Linked DNA regions of Homo sapiens: region 1 is linked to region 2. Evidence: chromatin contacts called from ENCODE Hi-C data. All regions are on one chromosome and are shown on one strand. The core of a region is the stretch at or near the end of the contact, and the rest is flanking DNA. Distances in the headings are between cores, read along the strand shown. Region 1 has its middle 94 kb from the start of RFC3. Region 2 has its middle 150 kb from the start of LINC02344.

What was found. A loop is a pair of places that touch in the nucleus more often than their neighbours do. Pooled maps may share reads with other maps.
Region 1: a loop to region 2 is called in a map of endothelial cell of umbilical vein, with 4 times the contacts of the local background. The contact joins two enhancer-like sites. A Hi-C loop is called at or near these places in 2 of 168 maps with a recorded cell type or tissue (IMR-90 and endothelial cell of umbilical vein), 2 of 37 single-sample maps with no recorded cell type and 9 of 50 pooled maps.

The regions. Positions count from the first base shown.
Region 1 is chr13:33,721,552-33,726,949 of GRCh38, reverse strand. No RefSeq gene overlaps it. Among named protein-coding and RNA genes, the nearest start is that of RFC3, 94 kb to the left of the region's middle. RefSeq lists a silencer at 2,836-3,005. Within about 2 kb of position 2,934, at least 10 of the 41 ENCODE cell types and tissues checked have a DNase peak (open chromatin) inside an H3K27ac peak, as active enhancers do.
Region 2 is chr13:33,485,009-33,490,395 of GRCh38, reverse strand. It overlaps a transcript of STARD13 not described here. Among named protein-coding and RNA genes, the nearest start is that of LINC02344, 150 kb to the right of the region's middle. RefSeq lists an enhancer at 336-912. Within about 2 kb of position 2,420, at least 2 of the 41 ENCODE cell types and tissues checked have a DNase peak (open chromatin) inside an H3K27ac peak, as active enhancers do.

The DNA.
Region 1 (5,398 bases), core at 1,685-4,184, 240 kb before region 2:
AAAAAAACCTAGTTCTGAAAATTGCCTCTAAAAGCATAATGTTGAAGATTTGGGAAAATAAAACATAGTAGTTAACGTAAAATAGGCACTTGGAAGCAAGAGGTTGCAATTCTAACTCTAAAACGTTTTTCCTATGTGACACTGTCAGAACCAAGTTAGGACAGGGCTGTGTTATTACATCCATTTTGTGGTTATCCAACTTCGGTGATTTTTTTTTTTTTTTTTGACAGAGTCTCGCTCTGTCACCCAGGCTGGAACGCAGTGGTGCAATCTCAGCTCACTGCAACCTCCACCTCCCAGGTTCAAGTTATGTTACCATCTATTAGGGACTAAATTGTGTCCCCTCTAAAATTCCATGTGTTGAAGCACTAACCCTAGGGTGACCATATATGGACATAAGCTTTTCAAAGTAATTAAGGTTAAATGAAATCATAAGGGTGGGGTCCTAATCTGATAAGACTGGTGCCCTTATAAGAAGAAGAGACACCAGCGTTCTCTCTGTCTCTCCATGCTTACAGAAAAAAGACCATGTAAGGACATAGCAAGATGGTGACCATTTGCAACCAGAAACCAACCCTACTGGCACCTGGATGTTGGATTTCTATCCTCCAGAACCTGTAGAAAATAAACTTCTGTCCTGTTCTTTTCTTTCTTTCTTTCTTTCTTTCTTTCTTTCTTTCTTTCTTTTTTTTTTAGAGACAGGGTCTCACTCTGTCACCAGGCTGAAGTGCAATGGCGCGACCTTGGTTCACTGCAATCTCCACCTCCCGAGTTTAAGCGATTCTCCTGCCTCAGCCTCCCAAGTAGCTGGGATTACAGGTGTAAGCCACCACGCCTGGCTAATTTTTTTGTATTATTAGTAGACACAGGGTTTCACCATGTCGGCCAGGCTGGTCTCGAACTCCTGACCTCAGGTGATCCACCTGCCTTGACCTCCCAAATTACTGGGATTACAGGTGTGAGCCACCTTGCCCGGCCTAAACTTTTGTTCTTTAAGCCTCCCAGTCTGGGGTATTTTGCTGTGGCAGCCCAAGCAGACTAATACACAACCCAATTAATAAACACTAATAGTGTCTAAAATTATTCCACCATTCTAGAAAATTATTATTTTTTCATTATCCACAGTCATTGCTTTGTCCTGTGACAAAAAAGCCATGTAGCTGGAAGCCATCTGGGTGGCAGTACAGAATTAAGAGCCACTAGAAATTAAGTCCATACTCTCCCTGGAACTCAAATTCTACCAAAAAATAAATTTTAAGTGAAAGTCTAATGGAAGGAAGAAGAACATTTGGAGCAAGTGTGAAATCAACATTCTGCTCCAGGTAGGCACCATTTGATGGGGAGTGATCCTGAGTGCAGGGTTGGGGAACGGGGTGGAACTTTCCTTTGTGCACAGAACTGGGACTAGAAAACAGTGATTAGGAAAGCAGTCAAGTGACTGATAAGTACACAAATGGAATAGCCCTTGGGAGTTTTTGAGATTGCGTTTGTTTGAAGAAAAGAAGAGCATTTTCTTCATATTGATATGACATTGTATTTGCCAACTGGTATTTACTAGAAGCCCTCCAAGTTCATGATTCACACCTGAACATTCCACATTCTTTAAAATTGTAGTGCACCCTTCATAACTATATATTTAGTATTTTTATAAATTAGATTACAATTTAATTGGAGAATACAATATCAGAAAAATTATCCAAAACTTAGAAATATTGCCTAATCAAATGTGCTACTTGTCTGGCCTTCCACAAGAAAGCACATGAGGAACTAAGACATAATTTTTCCTTCTTATTTGTAAAGTCTAATTCAAAGTTATTAGCTCAGCACAGTAAATATACGTGCTAAAGACTGGGTGAACAATGGCAAATAAACTTTGAAGACCAAATCCTCTTTTACAACTAAAAGTAACATTACTGAGCTTTCTGCAGGATTTTCTGGGTAAGTTTTTCTGCATGGCCAGCCCCAGCAAGGCCCCGAATGCCTGGTTTGCTACTTTCTAATCCTGTAACTTCTCTTCCCATAATAATGTGTAGCTTGTAAGGCCTTAGCTCAATTTTCCAGATGATTTCAGAGACAAAGAATTGCTGATTTGTTACACTAATCTTGACATTTCAAATTACAACTGGAAATAATCTTCCTTAATTAGTCATGTTCTTTCTGTTGAAAATATCAGACATTTGACATATTTGTTTAGCAAATATGTCGATTTTCTGGTCTTTATGGTCTTTCAGTCCCATGTTGATATTCACATATTAAATTTTTAGCTTGCTCCACAGCAAAGATGCAAATATATATGTGCATATGTATATTATATATGTACACATATAGTATATGAATCTACAACCATGCTTGGGGAATACAAGGTATAATATGAATATTATATATATATTCATATATATCTATATATATTTATATATGTGAATCTACAACTATACTTGGGGAAAACAAAGACTTTATCCAGGCTCACCCAGAATGGTTATGAGAAAGTGAAACATTCTTTTCTTCCCTTAATAGGCAAATACATAGTTTAAAAGCTACCTCCCCAAATATGGGAGAATCTTTAGAGAAAGTGTTAAATCACAATAGCATTAAATGTACATTTACTATCAAGTCTTTTGCAATAAAAGCTGACATTAACTTTTTCTCTACAATATTTACTATAGCACTGTGCTTACCCAGGCTTTTATTAATATATGTTTATTTCTGCATTTCCATTTCTCAGCTACCTTTTATATTTTAAAAATTACAGAATTTATAGAAGAAAATTGTAGGCTGATAACAAACAAAAAGGTTTTTCGAAATGGCTAGCATTTGCTCCCAGCAGGGAAAGTAAAGGAATAGTTGCTGTATCCTGAGCCACCCATCCCGGCCCAAGTCTTTGTCCTGCTGAAGTGGTAAATTCTCCCAGAAACGCAACACAAGGTGGTGCTGTTGTATTTATCCTAAACCAGCTGCCAGCCTGGCCACTTAGGCTGTCGGTTTGATCTGAAAGTGGTAGGTGTGTACCAAAGGCATGGGTTTTGCATATGTAGATGTTTACAGTGTAGTCCTCCTTTCAGATAAGAAAAGATAAATAGAAGAAGGAGGAAGAGAGTAAGTTTCTCCACACATGGAAGCTTCTGGAGAAACTGTCTTAAAAAAAAAGAAAGTGCATGGGTTCCTTTTGTTACTAAATTATAGGAGCATGGAAAGTTAGGGCTAGAAGAGATAAAACATTATCTAGCCCATCTTCCTATCTTCAGAGAGGATTTCATTTATAAATTATCAGCCAGTTAAACTTTTTCTTTTGGTTTTAAAATTTTCCAGGGAGGGAGATGCCACTTGCTCCCCCAGCAAATCAATACTCCCTAGTGTTGGGAAATTGTTGTGGACATATGTGCACTTCCTCTTGTTCTGAATCCAGAGGGTATGGGAAGGATTTGATCAGCAGATGTGCCTAGTGAATGAGAAGCACACAAAAAAAAAATGAATTACAAGTCAGGGCTCTGGATTCCTCTCCCTCACTTGCTTAGCTGGGACAAGGTGGGCCTCAGATTTTGCATCTGGAAAACAAAGAGATTGGACTAACATCAGTGGGTTTCCACAAATGGCTGGATCTCAAAATCACCGGGGAAGCTTTTTAAAAAAATACAGATTCCAGGGCCTTGCCTATAAATTTGCTCAGTCAGAAAATCTAGGGCAGGGCCCAGAAATTGCACTTAAAAAAAAATCCAAAAGAACTGTTTTCCTTGGAAAACATTTTTCTTGTCTGAAGACATGGAAATTAGCTAAAAATGTGTAGGCAGGCAGCCCAGCACAGATCTAATGACTGGTGCATAGGTACCACTAGATTAAATAACTCTTAAATCCCATCTGATTTTATGATTTTCCAGGTATCCTTAAAACAAAAGCCCTTGAAAAATAGAAGTGAATTATCCCAGATCTAAAGAATTTCCTCTTGAATCATATTCCCAAGCCTTTGAGTAATCTGCAGTATGGATTTACAGCAAGATGTTTTCTAAATTTTTCAAGCACATGAAATTGGGAAGTCCAGGAATATTATTATAGTAAAGAAAATCCAATAAAGTCCTTGTGTTCAGTCCAATGCCTACACGCTATTCTATTTTCTGGTTACTGTAACTATGAATTAGTTGACAGTTATGAAAATAGTATTTGGACTCTTTCACTTTCATTTTTATAAAACTGGAAAGTTAAAAAACTAGTCAAGTACTTGGCCCATGTATAAATAGATAAGTCACATACTGGCAAATTGAGCTGTATAAAAGTTACTTACACAGACAAAAATGTCTCTAAAGTCTCTATGTAAAACGTTGGCTTTCTGACTCTGAGACTGTCTAGTATCAATGTGAAATTCAGTAACAATGCAATTCAGATTCTTATACCTCAAATGTCTCATTTGAAAGAATCAGATAATTGAAGTATCATTTGTTTATTCTCGTTTATAGTATCAAGGTAAATAATTCTGCCTTCCATTTCCCCTTGCTAATGTAATGTGACCTCAATGTTACATGTTACTAAGTAAATCAATTAGGAGATTTGGCCTGTGTATGTGACTCTTGCAAATGGGTAATTACACCATCAAATAGAAACTTATACACTCTTTGCAAGCCAGTCTTGAAGTCACTTCCAAATAGTTGGTTCTCATTATTTGTACTTTAAGAGCCATTTACAGGTCTAATTAAATTGTTTCTCAGGAATATAAAGATCAATGTTTCCAACCTCATGAATTGAATATATAAAAGAATGCATGAGGCCCAAATTAGCATTTCGTTTATTAAAATAAGTCAGTGTTGGAGCTGAAATCCATTAAATGACTTTAAGTAATCTGTCTGTTAAAGCTTTCAAACCACCTCTCAAAATCTGGCCCAGCTACCACCATTTATCAGTTACAAATTTCCATATTCCTCTGCTGCTCAATCATGCTGTACTAAATTATCTCTGAGATCATGTCTTGTGATTCTCATACAGTAATAACATCTGCATTTCCTGGATTTTCCATGAGCTGTGTCATCCTTTCAAGATTGTTCAAGAACATGTTTGTTCCTTTTATCAGAAGGACAGCAGCACTGCAGATCTTTTCCTACCAAGAGTCCCAAGCTCCACTGAATAAAAATAGCCTTGTGTCCTTTGGAATGCTCTGAACCACTTGGGGAAAAAGAATGTCTGTCATCGAATCACTATCATTTGTAATGTCCTCTCCAAAAGAAAGCCAAGGGGGAAAAATGCTAGAACTATTTGTGACCTCATGAAATACAAAAGAAAATTTACTTAGAACAATACAGCTTTTCTTTATTGTATAGTCCCCACTTCTTTGAACCACACCAATTTTTGGTACCAAACTTTGTTCCTCTTGTGTACAGGCTCTGAGCATGAGGAAATCAGTTGATGTCTCAGTAGT
Region 2 (5,387 bases), core at 1,171-3,670:
TAGGGGATGTGGCGGACCAAAGAGGAGCGCGAAAACAGGAATATTTGTTCTCATTTAGGGCCATGAGTATCCAGGCTTGAGGGTGGGGCCTTTGCCGGGGAACTGCCTTCTTCTACCCAGTATTTCCCTGTCTCCTGTCCATATCAGTATAGTACATACCTACTAGCATCCTTCAATTTGCTATTTCAAATTAATTCCCCAGCGCAAAATAAGCATGTGGAATTCCTTAAAACACATAAAAAAACAAATTTTTGAAATCAGGTTGTAAACTATTGTCATTAATTCCATTTATAATTGTATCAGATAAAATTCTGTTAGTGGTTATTTAAACTTATGTGAAAGTTTAAAAAAAATTTACTTAATGAGTAATATTATTACTTTATGTCACAACCATTGCTTGCTTAACATACAGTTTTTCCTTAAGCTCAAGGTTATCGATCCATTTGATTTTTTTCCTTTCAGCAATGTTCCAATTTTGAAAATGATCTCAAAAATGATTTCTACCCCTTTTAGAAGAAAGAATACAATGGGTTACATTTCTGGTCTGGTAATTCTCTGAGAGTCTTCATGCAAATAATGAGAACTTGCAAAATGGGCAGAGATAAAGAAAAGAAAACTTGAAGTGATTAGCCCCATGGTGCGTCGCTGTTTCTTGAGCTTTTCAAATGCAAGCCACCATTGTTCAGATTAATAAAATTAGCACATTCCATTTTGGCCGTAGAAGCTGGATAAGTAAATTACTTCATACTTTCCATTAAACTCTAATTTAAACACTTTGAAAAGAAAGTATAAAAGGAAATTTTAATAGGTACATTGTTTTCAGATGTCTATATCCTGTTTTTTATTAGTTGATTGGACTTGACCCACATAAAAGTAACATTTAATTTCTCTAAGTCATGTATTAGACATTGGTCAGAGAAAGAAAATGAAGAATAATATGATGGCTTCTTAGCTTTTATTATAACTAAATAGAAAAATATCTGAATACTGGACCACTAAATTAATTTTTAACTTGGTTTACCAAGAGATAACTTAATAACACAAAAGGCTTTACTATAGTGAGTTGCCCTATGGAAGTTAAAAGAGAAGGCAGAAAACTATAAAGGCTATATGACTACATATAGATTATATAACTTGATATTTATTTTCCTGAACTGAGAGTTGATCTTTTTTTATTAGCAATTCTAATCAATTGATTAATCATTGACCAGAGGAAGAAAACTAATAATAAAATATGCTGGTATGAACTAGTTTATTAATAGTGGGGGAAGAGATGTGAATACCTTAGAAAGATATTTAGAAGCTAGAATCATTTAGGCAGGGTGTGAAATTAGAAAGAGATGGAAGAATGAAGGGTGACTCCCAGCAGAAAGCACACTGCAGGAAGACCAAGTCCAGTCAGCAGGGTGTGTTCAACTTGAGTGTAATGAATCTGAGGGACTTGAGGGTTAACCCAGTGGAGATGATTGTTGGGGAATTAAATATGAGTCTGAAATTCAGGTAAAGAAAATGTGTTAATAAGCATGACTTAAATGCTTTAAATGTGTTAACACAAAATCATATATGATCACAGCATAAAGAGGGATGAATTCTGTGAATATCAAAGAAGGCTACAGAGAGAAGTTGGTATTTGAACTTGAAAGATAGATAGGATTCCAGTAGTTGGAGAGAAGAAAGGATATTCCAGCTTAGGGCAATTTCATGTGCCAAGATTCAAAAGCTTGAAAGTGTTTGTATGATCAGGAAATGTCTGGTAGAAGAAAAAGCATAGAATTCATGAAGATAATGAGTATTCATGCCCAAAAGGAAGATCATTGCCTAGTAATATTTTGATCTCATTCTTAAAAATCTTCATTCTATTCTCGAGGGGCAATTGGGATCCATTGAAGATTTTTGAGGAGGAAAGAGCCAGATATTGGAAATAAGATGTTGTAGACAGAAGTAATTGGGTTTGATTGTTGATTTTATTTGTGATTGACACAGAAATACAAATCAAAGATAATACTGAGGCTTCTAAATCGGAAGGGTAGAGTTGATGAAGGTGCAATTAATTAAGAAATAAAGCACCGAGGAGAAGCACACCTGGATGAGGGGACTCTTGAGCTGAGGCATGGTAGACCTCTAAGGTGGCCCTCTGGATGCAGCTCCGGAATCGTGCTAGCGGAGATGGAGATTTGGCAGCCTGGGTCTTCAAAATCAAGATAACTGTAGTTAGAGGAAGGAGTAATGAGAAAAAGGAAGATTAAGGACAGAACCTTAGGGAATATGTACACTTAAGGGAGAGGCAGAGGAAGAGGAACTAGAGGGGAAGGCTCAGTGACCAGAGACACACAAACAAGAACCAGGAGAGGGCAGTATCATAGAAGCCAAGGAAGAATGGTATCACCAAGGGAAGGAGAGGATTAGATGCTTTGAAGCTGCCCTGGAAGACCAGCACTGAGAGAACAGACCTTTGGAGCTCACAAATACAAGGACATAGCTGAGCAAGAGGTCACAGAGAGAATATTTTTCATTGAGTGATGGGTTGTATGCCAGATTGCAAAAGGTGAAGAAGTGACTGTCAGATGGATCACACACTGCAGCATAAGTATAAGCTTGGTGAAGTTTGTGGATGATAACTAAAAGAGAAAGTAAGATTGAGGAACGTGGCTTTGGAGGGCAAGGCAAGCAATTCATTGAGAAAAATCTCGTGTATTAAGGAGAGTAAGGGCATTGTAATAGACCAAGGTTAACACTTTTGAACAAGGAAGATTATGAAGGTGCCCAAATTAAAAGCTTTCTAATGATGTGAGTGCACCGGGATCTCATGAAACTCTCATAACATTCTTCCATCCCTAGCCCAGAGTCTTGGGAATGTCTCTCCTCCTTTTAGAGCCTTTATCTTACATCCACATTCTGAACTTTCCCCCTTTCTTTTCTTTTCACAGACTATTTAAAATATACTAATGTCTCCTCATTTATAAGGGATGTAGCCAAAGTAATTTTGTGTATTTTTAACTTTTGGATTCTTTTCCGTGTCTATGTGTGAGATGATAATTGTGAAAACTGGACTAACTAGATCCCAGGGAAAATGAAAAAAGCATATCCTTTACACATATAATGATAGTAACAAAATCAACAACAATAATAAATACAACTACAGCAACAGCATCAGCAGCTGCTAAGATTTTCCTTACTTTGTGCTAAAAGAGTCCTAAGAGCTTTACATGGATGATTTCATTTGATCTTCACAACTTTGTGATACAGGCTTTATTAATGTCTACATTTTCTAGATGAAGAAACCAAGGCTCAGGGAGGTTAAGTTGCCCAAGGTCATAGAGCTTGGGAGTGCTCAAACAATATGACAGAGACCAATAACCATACTTTCTAAAAGGTCATTGTTTTAATAATAAATGGTTATTCCAGGCTACGGTGAGTTTAGAAAAATGATTTGGCTTGAGTAACTTGTTCTCCAATAGAAAATGTCATATTTTCAATGATGCAATATGGCAGGCAGCACAATTTATTGTGGAGGAAACTTTTTAAAGGTCAATGAGGAACTGCTCTCCCTATGTCATAAAAGTCCTAACAGGTCACTGTGGAGGTACTCTTTTGAAGGCACTGCTTTTCTTTCTGCAGGCAAAAGGCAGGCAGTGTTCAAGTGCAAGAGCTTGTGTTTTGGAAGAGGAGTTGTTAGGGGAGAGGAATGGCTGTGATGAGGCAAAGAAGTGTGTCAGTAAACAGAATAGTGGAGGACATGAGCCATGCAAATCACATATTGGAAAAAAGCATCAATAAGGAAAGATGGAAAGAGGACAGTAGTGCCCACTTCTCTGCGGTTTCACTCTCCAGAGTTTGAATTTACAGTGGTACAGTACAATAAGATATTTTCAGACAGACTGCATTCACATAACTTTTATTACAGTATATTGTTTTAATTGTTCTATTTTATAATTAGATATTGTTGTTAATCTCCTACTGTGCCCAATTTATAAGTTAATTTTATCATAGGTAGGTACATATAGGAAAAAACATAGTTTATATAGGGGTTGGTACTATGCACAATTTCGGGCATCCACTGGGATGCCTGAAATGTATCATTATGTAGGAAAGAAAGGATTTGAAGCTTCCAACTCTGCAGCTGCCCTCTTCTCGGTCCCACTTTAGCCCCTTTACTTTGTTAACAAGCCCATACTTGTTAAGTGTATGGACACTGAGAAACCCATTCACATTCTATTAGTGGCTCTTGAGGACACTTCAGGAGTCTCTGGGTCCAAATCCCAAGAAATAACTCCAATCTACTTCTTTCCCTAGGGTCACTCTAGGTCAGGGCTGATCTCAAAATGCAGGTGAAATCAGTTAGGAGCACTCTGACCATGATTTATAAGCAGTCAGTCAAGGGTCTACAGTGAATTGTTCCCATCTTCAGCGCTCTGAATTGCACACTTTCTGCATTCCACATTTTGATTATCTTCAATTCACCAAAGTACACCTGATAATTAATTCATTTTATTTTAGCCCAGTCTAATTCTTGTTTTCTTCTTGCATCTCTGCATGGACCTTCTTTGGCGTTGAAATAATTTGAAATTGAAAGGTTGTATAATTTTCTGATTTCTTGGAGTGTTTTTTGAAAGTCAAAAATATTTTAGAAACAAATGTTTTTGGTAATTTGACTTTTAGTACTATCAATGATGGTACCTTATATTTGTATAGGCATTAATAAAATGCAAAGGTATAGCATATCTATTACCTCATTTAGTCTCAATTTCAAGTGATAATGGGAATTCTGTCCCTCTGGAGGATCAGATTCTCAGCTCTTTGTCAGGGAATTAGCAAGGCCCAGCCATTTCCACAATATCTTCATGTAGCACAAGAAAATTTTCAGGGCTGGAAATTACTTTATAATCTATGTTGTTCTTCTTTAAAACATTAACTCTTATTTGTTTTCTAATGAGTTTATGCCAACAAAGCATTTTTTTTTAAGTTTGAGGGCTAAATATTGTGGATATGTTTTGCATATTTACATAATTTCCTAATTTCTTGGAGAGTTTTTTGAAAGTCAGAAACATTTTAAAAACAAATGTTTTATACTTTAAACTGGTCTCACTTCAAAGATTTTTGTAACATCATGGAACATTTCACTTCGGTAATTAAAAATGCCTTTGAGTTTCAGAAGAACTAGACAGTAATAAAACTATTAGCTGTCTACTTATTTTTGACATTCACTTCATTCAAGTAAATCTGAATGCATTTCCACTAATTGCATTTGCAATTTACCAAGTAGGAGTTTGAGAGAAAATATTCCTAGGCTTAATTTACAAATCTGTCAAAATAACTGATTTTGAATAATAGAGATCAGTTTCTCAGTATGTGAATCTGCTATTTTCTTCTTCCTGTATTGCAGTGGT